Regions from separate parts of the Homo sapiens genome. Here region 2 is linked to region 1. Evidence: read pairs that join two places in POLR2A ChIA-PET (ENCODE). Cell type or tissue: MCF 10A. All regions are shown on one strand. Each heading gives the region's core, and the rest is flanking DNA. Links, peaks and the distances in the headings are about the cores only.

Region 1 (5,380 bases), core at 242-5,241:
GGAGGTTGCAGTGAGCCAAGATCGCGACATTGTACTCCAGCCTGGGCAACAAGAGCAAAATTTGGTCTCCAAAAAAAAAAAAAAAAGAAAAAAAAGAAAGAAAAAAGAAAAAAAAGAAAAGCCTAAAAGGGTAAATTTTATGTGAGATATATTTTTTTACCACAATATTAAAAATATTGATTTGTAACATGGAAACATTGATGTCTACCACAATTTGCATAATGCTATTTTGGCATAGGTTTCTTTCTTCTTTTCTTTTCTTTTTTTTTTTTTTGAGATGGAGTCTTGCTCTGTTGCCCATGCTGGAGTGCAGTGGCACGATCTCAGCTCACTGCAACCTCCACCTCCCGGGTTCAAGCAATTCTCCTGCCTCAGCCTCCCAAGTAGCTGGGACTATAGGGGCATGCCGCCACACTGGGCTAATATTTTGTATTTCGTATTCGTCTCGAACTCTTGACCTCAAGTGATCCACCCGCCTTGGCCTCTGAAAGTGCTGGGATTACAGGCGTGAGCCACCTTGCCCGGCCTGGCATAGTTTCCTTTTGAAAAAAAGTTAGCACTGGAGCTAACCTCCTAAGTACCTTTGTGCAGGTGAGAAAAAGCAACTTTTCCTCAGATACTTTGCTGCCATCTGCAAAAAAACGTATCCTAATGCACGTGCAAATCTACAATGACTTCAGTATGAAGGGAGCCCCCTAGAGTTGTGCAGTATACTACCTGCACAGGTTGTTCAAAGAGTCCCCAACAAAACACAAGTGCCCAGGCCTCTCTATCTCTGCAAATAGTCTGGGGTGACTGGTGGTGGGAAAAAAATAAATATAAAATATGAAAAAATAAAAATATAAAAATATAAAAAATAAAAAATAAATTTTTTTTTAATATGGAAAGTTTGGATTATACTGGTTGTAGCTGTTGAAAATGCTGTTCCATCAACATTAATAAGCCAAAAACAAAGTCTCCCAAGGTGCCCAGCTGACAATTCAGGAGGTGGCTTTGAACAAGAAGTGGTGGGAATGATGTGTCAGGAAAGAAAGAAGCCACTGCCAGGGTCGGCCTTATTCATGGATAAACAGATTTATATTATGCGAACACTGAAGAGGCCCTGTGCACATTTCTATTCTCTAGTTTTGGGGATGCCTAAAATTCCAACGACTTTCTTCATGACTTATAGCTTGTCAGAACTACAAAGAGCCTTTGACGTCACCTGGTTCTAATCTCCAATTTCTCAGATGAGACACTGCAGTCTAGAAATGTTAAATGACTCAGCCACAGGCACACACTAGTTGGTATTTTGCTTTGCTCTCTACCTGAGAATCTGGCAGGGAAGAGGGTCCTCCAAGAGAGGAGAGAATATCAAAATGGGCAGGGACGTGGTTCTAGAGACAGGGGTGCTCCACTTCACAGTCATTATAATTTCCCTTTTCCCATAATCCCTAAGCCATAGGAGGGGTGAATGGGGAGGGAAAGGCAGAGGCTCGATAACATTGATAACCCTGAGAAGCATACTAAAGCTTAAGAAGAATCTATAAGTAGTGTGTATTTGACTTTTCATTCATTTATTCACTAAATACATTGAGCATCAACTTAAGACAAGCATTATGTACTTGAGGGTCTTGTGAACTAGTTGGGGAGAGAGACATGTAAACAGATAAATTATAGTAAGACCTGTAATATGCTGATTTAGATGTATGAACCTAGTGCTGAGGGGACCCTGAGGTGGGAACAACTCTTTTTCCACAGAGGCCTTGGGGAAAGCTTTCCAGAGGAAGCAATATTGGAGTGGGTTTTGAAGGGTGAATAGGAGTTTAGCAGGTGGGAAGGGTGTGAGGGAAGGTTCTAAGAATTCCGGGTGGAAATAATAGCCTGTGCCCTGGGGTAGGGTCTAGAGAGTGTGATCCCTTTAGGAATGGCAGGAGCACCCTGTGTTTTAGTAGCACATGGGAGTTGACCTGGGCCAAGGTACCGAGTTGGCATTTTATCCTGTAGCCAAGCAAGTCAACAAAGGCTGTGAAGCAGAGTGTGACAGGATTCCTTGTGGAAGGAGAGAAGGACTCTGGCTTCCAAGGAGGATGAACAGCAGTGAGAGAGAGCAGAGTTGGGGAGACGGGGCAGGGGCTGTGAACACTCAGGCTGTGCTCCATCAGTGAACGAACTTGCCAGGACAAGCCGGGCAGCGGGGTGGAGAATGGCTCAGCCCCAACCCCCTGCAGCCATCTGTTCCTCCACACGCACACTGTGCCTCCTCCCACTCCTGAGCCGGCAGAACTTCTGCCACTGACATTTGAAACAGTGGGGGAGTTGAAAGAGGGAGGCCTGTGGCGAATGCCCCCCACCCCATCCCTCCTTGGGCTTGCTTGGTCTGAATGTGGGATATGATGTATGTGGTTACACGTGTGGCACCTACCTCTAGCAGTCAGGAGGTGAACCAGGAATGTCACTTTATTCCTTCCAATGGAAACGAACTGCCTCTGATACTGAGCATAGCAGGAGAAACTGAGCATCTGGGTGTAAAGCAGAGAAGACTGCTAGTGGGAGAGAAAAGGGCTTTAGTCTGGTAGTGGCTGGTACCAGGAGAACTACATTAGAGCAAGCCTAAGGTTGTCACCAACTTCTGTAGGAACAGGCAGAGGGTTTGTGGCCAGGTAGTCGGCTCAACTCCAGAGGCTGAGCTGACATATTGGACCCTCAGCCTTTGGGCTAATGTAGCCTTAGTCTGAACCAGCTGAGGACATTTTCTAGCTGAGGGTTTGAGGAGAGTTCCTTGTTTGGTAGCCCCCAGCTCAGCACAATGCCGGGTTCAGTAAATGATTCCTAAATGGAATCAAACTCAAGTGAGGAACCTACTGAGAGTCTTCACTTGTAACTGTACACACCTGTATATAGCCCCATGGCTTGTAGCAACATGTTTTTTAAAAGCTGCACATTGGCCACACACAGTGGCTCAAGCCTGTGATCCCAGCACTTTGGGAGCCTGAGGTGGGTGGATTGCTTAAGCCTAGGAGTTGGAGACCAGCCTGGGCAACATGGTGAAACCCCATCTCTACAAAAAATACAAAAATTAGCCAAGCATGGTAGTGTGTGCCTGTAGTCCCAGCTACTCAGAAGGCTGAGGTGGGAGGGTCACTTGAGCCCAGGAAGTCGAGGCTGCAGTGAGCTGTGATGGTGCCACTGCACTGCAGCCTGGGTGACAGAGCGAGACTCTGTCTCAACAACAACAACAACAACAACAACAAATCTGCACGCTATTATCTGGACAGGTGAATATTGAGAGAAGGAGGCGCAAAAAGCATGTGGGGGGGGCAGGAACCATGAACAGAGGCAGGGAGCAGAGAGAGAATGGTGCTGAGCAGGGGCTTGGAGGCCCCTTGTGTAAATGCAGAAGAGATGTTTAACCTTTAGTTGCCTGACAGAGAAAATGGAATGTTCCAGGGAGCAGTGGTGGTGACAGTGGTAGAGGACACTTGAGGGGCTTGCACACCTAAAGAGAAGTTTCTCAATATTTTAAATAACCACTATGGCCATACTGGTGCATGTGGTTACTGAGGGCAAAAGATGAGGGGGCAGGAAAAGACCTAGGCAAGTGCCACAGCAGGACTTACCAAGACAGCTTCATGGCAGACAGACTGCTGCAGTGTCCAGGGTGGAGAAATTGGGAAATAATAATAATAGTAATACTTTCCAGGTTCTCCACACTTAGGTAAGTCATTTAATCCTCACCACAATTCCATGAAGTAGATACATTAATTTTCCTTATTTTACAGATGAGGAAAATTGAAGAGTGCTCCGGATCATAAAGTAATTGAAGAAAAACAATGGGTAAAACATAAGCCCCCTACTGTCTCGTAGGAATTTAAAAACCATAGCCACCCTGTCACAACCTGCTCTCTACCCAAGGTCTCCCATGACTGCAACGCACACCAAAACCTTGTTTGTAACTGATGGATTTGAAGGTGGGAGATTCAAGTAGAATATGTGAGAAATAGCTTTAACATTTTACAACCAAATCAATAAAAGCTAAAAACACAGTTGCCTCTCCCTGTATTAACCAGTGCTGGGAACAGGCAAAAATATGTGAGTTGCTTGCTCCAGGAAACTAATAGCCCCGGAAGACAGGAGTATGAACCAACCAGCAGCTTGCCCATCGACAGATCCCTCAGGACCCTCGTCTCATGGAGCCACCACGCAAAGCTATTATGTCATAAACTCTACCTCATTCTGACCAGTTCCCCACCTTGCAAGACCTGCCTGAAAATCCTCAACGCTGGTCCTAAAAACCCGAAAACATCTCTCTGTACTTTCCCGTGATGAGACATTATGAAGACTTTGTCAAGGTGATGTTCTCCCTTAGCTTTGTTTGATCAACAGGTTTTTCTGGGTTTCTTTGACGAGTTAAGAGTTGACGTTAAGCATGTATTTGACAAGACAGCCCTGGTAACATCGCGACCTTATCAGGGCAAGATATTAAAGCAGTATTATGGGTGTAAAACACACACGTTTGGATCCTTCCTGCTACAGCGATGTGTGCCCCAAAACCAGGGCAGGAGACTCAGACACTGGGGAGCTGAGGGGCACTGTTTCCCCATGACTGAACATGGTCATCACAATGACTCAGGAACCTTCAAGGGCTCAACCACCCTCACAGCCCCTGGAGTTCCTGCCTTCCACCCAAATTGCCATGAAGTGTGTCATGAGACCCTGCCACCCTGGCCATACAGACTGGACCAGAAATGGAGTTCTAACAAAGGCACCTCTAGATGTTATAAGCGAGGACAGTGGAGGCTTTTGAGATGGCAGGATATGAGACATCAGACCAATAGTCAGGGAATGCTAATTAACTCACCAAATCTTATTCTCTCTGGGGGTGAGAGAGAAGCATAGGAAAAATTACAATGGGAACCAAGAGAAGTAATGAGAGAGGCAGCAGGAGAAATAATTGGAGAGTCGAGAGAGAATCTGAGTCATGAGAACAGAGTCACTAGATGAGGGAACGGCAGATGCTCAGTTCTGATGGGACCACAAAATATTGGAGTCAGAGAGCTACTGATGTATCCTGAACAGCTGCAGGTCCTGTTCCCATTCTCCATGAGGCCTATGGCTTTGCTGATGATTTGTTGTAATCATGATAAGATAATAAGTAACATAAGTTATTTTACAGCAATGTATTATTTATTTATTTATTTATTTTTTTGAGACGTAGTTTTGCTTGTTGCCCAGGTTGCAGTGCAATGGCACGATCTCAGCTCACCACAACCTCCGCCTCCTGGGTTCAAGCGATTCTCCTGCCTCAGCCTCCTGAGTAGCTGGGATTACAGGCCTGCACCACCATGCCCAGCTAATTTTGTATTTTTAGTAGAGGTGGGGTTTCTCCATGTTGGTCAGG
Region 2 (5,380 bases), core at 97-5,096, 98 kb before region 1:
GGGGAGAGAATTCAGGACAAAAGGTAATGTCTTCTCTTGAGACAAACCAGAAGATGGCTTTAGAAATTAACTTTTAAAAAATTTAACAAAAAAATTTAAGAGTTGAAAGTTCAAGGGAGAGAAAGCCGACCCCCATGTTTTATTTCTTAAGAACAGAGGATTTCCCATTCCCACTGCTTCACTTGACTAGCCTTAAAAAAAATAAAAAATAAAGGCGGGCACGGTATTTCATGCCAGATCACTTGAGCACACAAGTTCAAAACCAGCCTGGGCAACATGGTGAAACCCTGTCTCTACAAAAAATACAAAAATTAGCCAGGTGTGCTGGCATGCATCTATAATCTCAGCAACTCAGGAGGCTGAGGTGGAAGGATCGCTTGAGCCTAGGAGGCTCAAGTAAGCTGATCGTGCCATTGCACTCCTGCCTGACAGAACGAGATCCCACCTCCAAAACAAACAAAACAGAACAAAAAACAAAACAAAACACTGCCAAGTGCTTTGCTGGGGTTAGGAGAACTGAACCAAAGTTTGAGTTCACCCACTTCCACATAGCTGCTGTGTGACCGTTTAATCTGACTCCTTTCCTTGGCTGAAAACTGCTCATATTTACCTACACCTTAAAACGCTGTTATAAAGCCCAGAAGGAACATCTATTCCTTCAGACATACTTGCTAAATATTTTCTCTCTGCCCTGATTCTAATGACAAAGAGGTCATACCAGCCCCAAGAGTCTAGGAAGAGATGAGCATGAAGGCAGTAAACTAACGCGGCTGTGATGGAGAACACACGAGTAAAGGTGCAAGTGAAGCACAGTGAAGTAATCACAATGTTCCACAAAACAGCAGCTATTTAAAAAGCCAAGGAGGAGAACCACACAACACCTGGGGAAATGCATGAAATATATTACACAGTCCGGGAGCGGTGGCTCATGCCTGTAATCCCAGCACTTTGGGAAGCCGAGGCGGGTGGATCACGAGGTCAGGAGATCGAGACCATCCTGGCTAACACGGTGAAACCCTGTCTCTACTAAAAATACAAAAAAAAAAAAAAAAAAAAAAAATTAGCTGGGCATGGTGGTGGGCGCCTGTAGTCCCAGCTACTCAGGAGGCTGAGGCAGGAGAATGGCATGAACCCTGGAGGCAGAACTTGTAGTGAGCCAAGATCGCGCCACTACACTCCAGCCTGGGCGACAGGGCAAGACTCCGTCTCAAAAAAAGAAATATATTACACAGAAAAGCCTATAAGTACATGTATACCTTAGCTACAGCTATACATTTTTAAGGCATAGGCAAAGAACAGAAGGGAAGGAAGGAAGAGAATAAAATCATGGCTGCTGCACTTAAACACTTTCTTTTTTTTTTTTTTGAGACAGGGTATCAGTCTGTAGCCCAGGATGGAGTGCAGTGGTGTGATCACAGCTCACTGCAGCCTCTACCTCCCTGGGCTCAAGCGATCCACCCACCTCAGCCTCCGGAGTAGATGAGATTGCAGGTGCACACCACCATGCCCATCTAATTTTTGTATTTTTTCTAGAGATGAGGTCTCACCTGTGTTGCCCAGGCTGGTCTCAAACTCCTGGGTTCAAGCGATCTGCCTGTCTCAGCCTCCCAAAGTGCTGGGATTACAGACATGAGCCACCACACCCAGCCTAAACGTGTATTACTCTTTTCTCTCGCTTTCCAAACTTTACATAACATCACTTAACATTTATAATTCTTAAAATATTTTAATTGATGTGAGAGCACAGATGGAAGAGTGATTAATTTTGACTGAAATAATGTATGTGAAAGGTGAAAACTCTAAAAACCCCCATGAATGAATGCTGTTATTGTCAGAGCATGAAATAATCTAGCATTATGCATAATACTATGACACTGTAGTAGCACAGGTTATTTTTATGTTCTGCCACTTGGTTTCCAGCTCACCTGAAAATGTATAGTGTTAGTCATTTCTTTACAATATTTTCTTTCTTTCTTTCTTTTTTGAGACAGAGTCTCACTCTGTCGCCCAGGCTGGAGTGCAGTGGTGCGATATCAGCTCACTGCAAGCTCCGCCTCCCAGGTTCACGCCATTCTCCCGCCTCAGCCTCCCAGGACTACAGGCCCCCGCCACCACGCCTGGCTAATTTTTTTGTATTTTTAGTAGAGATGGGGTTTCATCATGTTAGCCAGGATGGTCTCAATCTCCTGACCTCGTGATCCACCCACCTCGGCCTCCCAAAGTGCTGGGATTACAGACGTGAGCCACCCTCCCCAGCCTCTTATATATACTTCTAAAGATACTCTATGCATATATATTTTTTGTTAAATAATATTCTTGGAAAATTTTCCTTAAGAGCACACATAAACCTACCTCATTCTTTTAACATCTGCATTCCACTCTATCGTATGGATGTACCAAAATTTACTTAATCAGACCGTGCACTGTAAAAATGCATGAGTATGTTATTAACACTATTTATATATTATTTTTCCTTGTATTTTTATTTTCTTTCCTAGCAAATTCTACATCTTCCTATCAAAACAGGAAATTTACATGTAAGTATTATTAATCAGTAACAGTGTATTTTAATCCCTAAACTACCTCTGATCTCTAGCCCTGCTGTTTTTTCTACTTTTTTTTTTTTTTTTTTTTTTTTGACACAGGATCTGGCTCTGTCACCCAGGTTGGAGTGCAGTGGCGCAATCTCAGCTCACCACAACCTCCACCTCGCTGGCTCAAGCAATCCTCCCAGGCTCAAGCAATCCTCCCACCTCAGCCTCCTCACTAGCTGGGACTGGAGCCGCCCGCCACCATGCCCATATAATTTTTGTATTTTTTGTAGAGACGAGGGTTTGCCATGTTGCCCAGGCTGTTCTCAAACTCCTGAGCTCAAGCAATCCGCCCACCCTGGCCTCCCAAAGAGCTGGGATTACAGGTGTGAGCCACAGCACTCAGCCCATAACCCTGAATTCTTCAGCAAGGTACACAAGGCCCACCAGCAAGTTCACACTCACCAGGCTCTCTAGGCTCATTTCCTAGGAATTCCTACTTCACACTGTTCCATCCAGCCAACCCCCAACTGCATGTAGTCCTCCTAAATACTCCATCCATTGCTCATGCTGTTGCTTTGGCTACAACCCATCCCACCTTGCTTGCTTAAGTGAATTCTTACTCAATCCCTCAAGACAGGGCTTAGGCATAACCTCCTCCCAGAAGGCTCTCCCAACCCTCCAGGCAGAGGAAATGCTCCTGTGCTCTGCTCCAGCCTCAACCTGGGTCTTGGCACTTAACCTCCTCAGGATGAATTCATGTGTCAGCCTAGCCCATTAGATTTTAAGTTCCTCCAGGATAGAAACCACATCTTATTCATCAAACTGCCTACAGTTTGATACAATTTAGTTCCTGCTGAATCAAACAAGAAGGGAACTTCTGAACATCTATTATGTGCTAGGAGCTACTCTAAAAGTACTGTACAAACATTATTTCTCACCTTGTAAAATGATCCCCATTTTGGCCGGGTGCTGTGGCTCACGCCTGTAATCCCAGCACTTTGGGAGGCTGAGGCGGGCAGATCACGAGGTCAGGCGGGCAGATCACGAGGTCAGGAGTGCAAGACCAGCCTGGCCAACATAGTGAAACCCCATCTCTACTAAAAATACAAAAAATTAGCCAGGCGTGGTGGCAGGGGCCTGTAACCCCAGCTACTCAGGAGGCTGAGGCAGGAGAATCGCTTGAACCCGGGAGGTGGAGGTTGCAGTGAACCGAGATTGTATCACTGCACACCAGCCCCTGTGACAGTGCGAGAATCCGTCTCCAAAAAAAAAAAAAATCCCCATTTTACAGATGAAGAAACTAAGGCCGTGAAGAAATTTATCCAAGGGCATTAGAGGAGGGCTGGAATTTGAAACCAAGTCTACTTTACTCCAGAATCACTGATCTTTCCATTATGCTATTCTGATGCATGTTTTGATGCTGAAAGCTAAGTCAAACATGCAGTCCTAAGGGACTTGACATCTTCATAATTATTATGGATACTCTAAGGGCACGACAGTCTCCCAAAAAGTCAGTCAAAAGCAATCTAAAATGTAGAACCAAACTGGCCGAAAACAAAAAAGATTCTTTTTTTTTTTTTTTTTTTGAGACTGAGTCTTGCTCTGTTGCCTAAGCTGGAATGCAGTGGCACAATCATAGCTCAGTGCAGCCTCGATCTTGCAGGCTCAAGTGATTCTCCCACCTCAGCCTTCCAAGTGGCTGGGACTATAGGCATGAGCCACCACGTTCAGCTGATTTTTTTTTTTAACTTTTAGTAGAGATGAGGTCTCACTACGTTGCCAGGCTGCTCTCAAACTCCTGAGCTCAAGCAATCCTCCCACCTCAGCCTCCCACAGTGCTGGGACTGCAGGCGTGAGCCACTGTGCCTGGCCTGAATTGCTAAACTTAAATGCCTGTTCCCAAATCATGGTGGAGCCAGGTGAGATCCCAAAGTACTGAAATTATAGGCATGAGCGACCTTGCCCAGCACCCCCCAAAAAAGTATTATAAACAAGCAAATTCTGCCAACAGCATCCACAAATCTGCATTTAGCATCCTCAGGGGGTATCTTTGAGGGGCCATTCAAAATGAACTAGACGTGCAGTCTCAGCAGCTGCAATAGTGAGGCTTATTTCCCCCAGTGTGCTCTCCCTGTGAACACTGTCAGTTATGGTCCACATTTCTCTCCCCACCCTGCAACTCCACAGTCCCCATATCACTCATTAAAACTGACCTTTGGACCAGGACCCCTAAAGGATCTACAAAATGACCAATTTTAGTCAGATACAGTCGCCCCAGGAAATGCCTATTAGGAAGCCGATAGTGAGAGTGGGCAAGGAGTGGGTGAGGAGGGCAGCACCGCAGGAGGTGGCAGGGGTCCAGTCGACCTGCCATGAGACCTGGAGGTAGGTACAGAGCCTCACCTGCAAAAACCCCATGAGGTAGGAAGAAAGAATGCCTGCTCTCTCTTAAGGCCTTCAAGAGGGCTGAATTAGACTAGCACTTAGCACAGAGCCTGGCATAGAGTGGGGGCTCAATTGGCTCCTGTTAAGTGACTGAGTAAACCAACCAGTGAGCAAGCCAACTTTCTCCTGTGTCCTCCCCAACACGATGGGGACTAAGGAAAAGAAGCTGGGAGCTGGGAAGCCCTGTCATTGCAACAGGAAGTAGTAACGGCATTTAGCAAAGGTGGAGGGGAAAATAAAGGAAGATGCTCCTCTCTCCCACACATCGGAAAAATGAACTAATCAGCAGCAAGCAGTTAATGAACCCAAATCTTGCTCCCGGGAGAGAAAGTAAAAATTATCCCAAGGGTAACAAGATACCAACAAAAAAGACACACAAGCTGAAAACAAAACGAAAACAC

Evidence for each region. ChIA-PET counts read pairs that join two places held together with the same protein. Peaks named below come from ENCODE experiments on the same cell type or tissue, not always from the same donor. Only the 100,000 strongest peaks of a DNase experiment are listed, where the experiment ranks them.
Region 2: POLR2A ChIA-PET joins it to region 1 with 9 read pairs; 1 of 35 experiments calls an interaction of 5 or more read pairs at or near these places.

Annotation. Positions count from the first base shown.
Region 1 is chr2:158,890,091-158,895,470 of GRCh38, reverse strand. No RefSeq gene overlaps it. Among named protein-coding and RNA genes, the nearest start is that of TANC1, 76 kb to the left of the region's middle. RefSeq lists an enhancer at 1,861-2,030. In MCF 10A, for the core only: no CTCF peak of the experiment used is centred there; DNase peaks (open chromatin) are centred at 1,210, 2,200 and 2,930.
Region 2 is chr2:158,988,350-158,993,729 of GRCh38, reverse strand. The region is part of intron 1 of TANC1 (tetratricopeptide repeat, ankyrin repeat and coiled-coil containing 1); the gene reads right to left. Among named protein-coding and RNA genes, the nearest start is that of TANC1, 22 kb to the right of the region's middle. RefSeq lists an enhancer at 1,885-1,984. In MCF 10A, for the core only: no CTCF peak of the experiment used is centred there; DNase peaks (open chromatin) are centred at 2,719 and 3,149.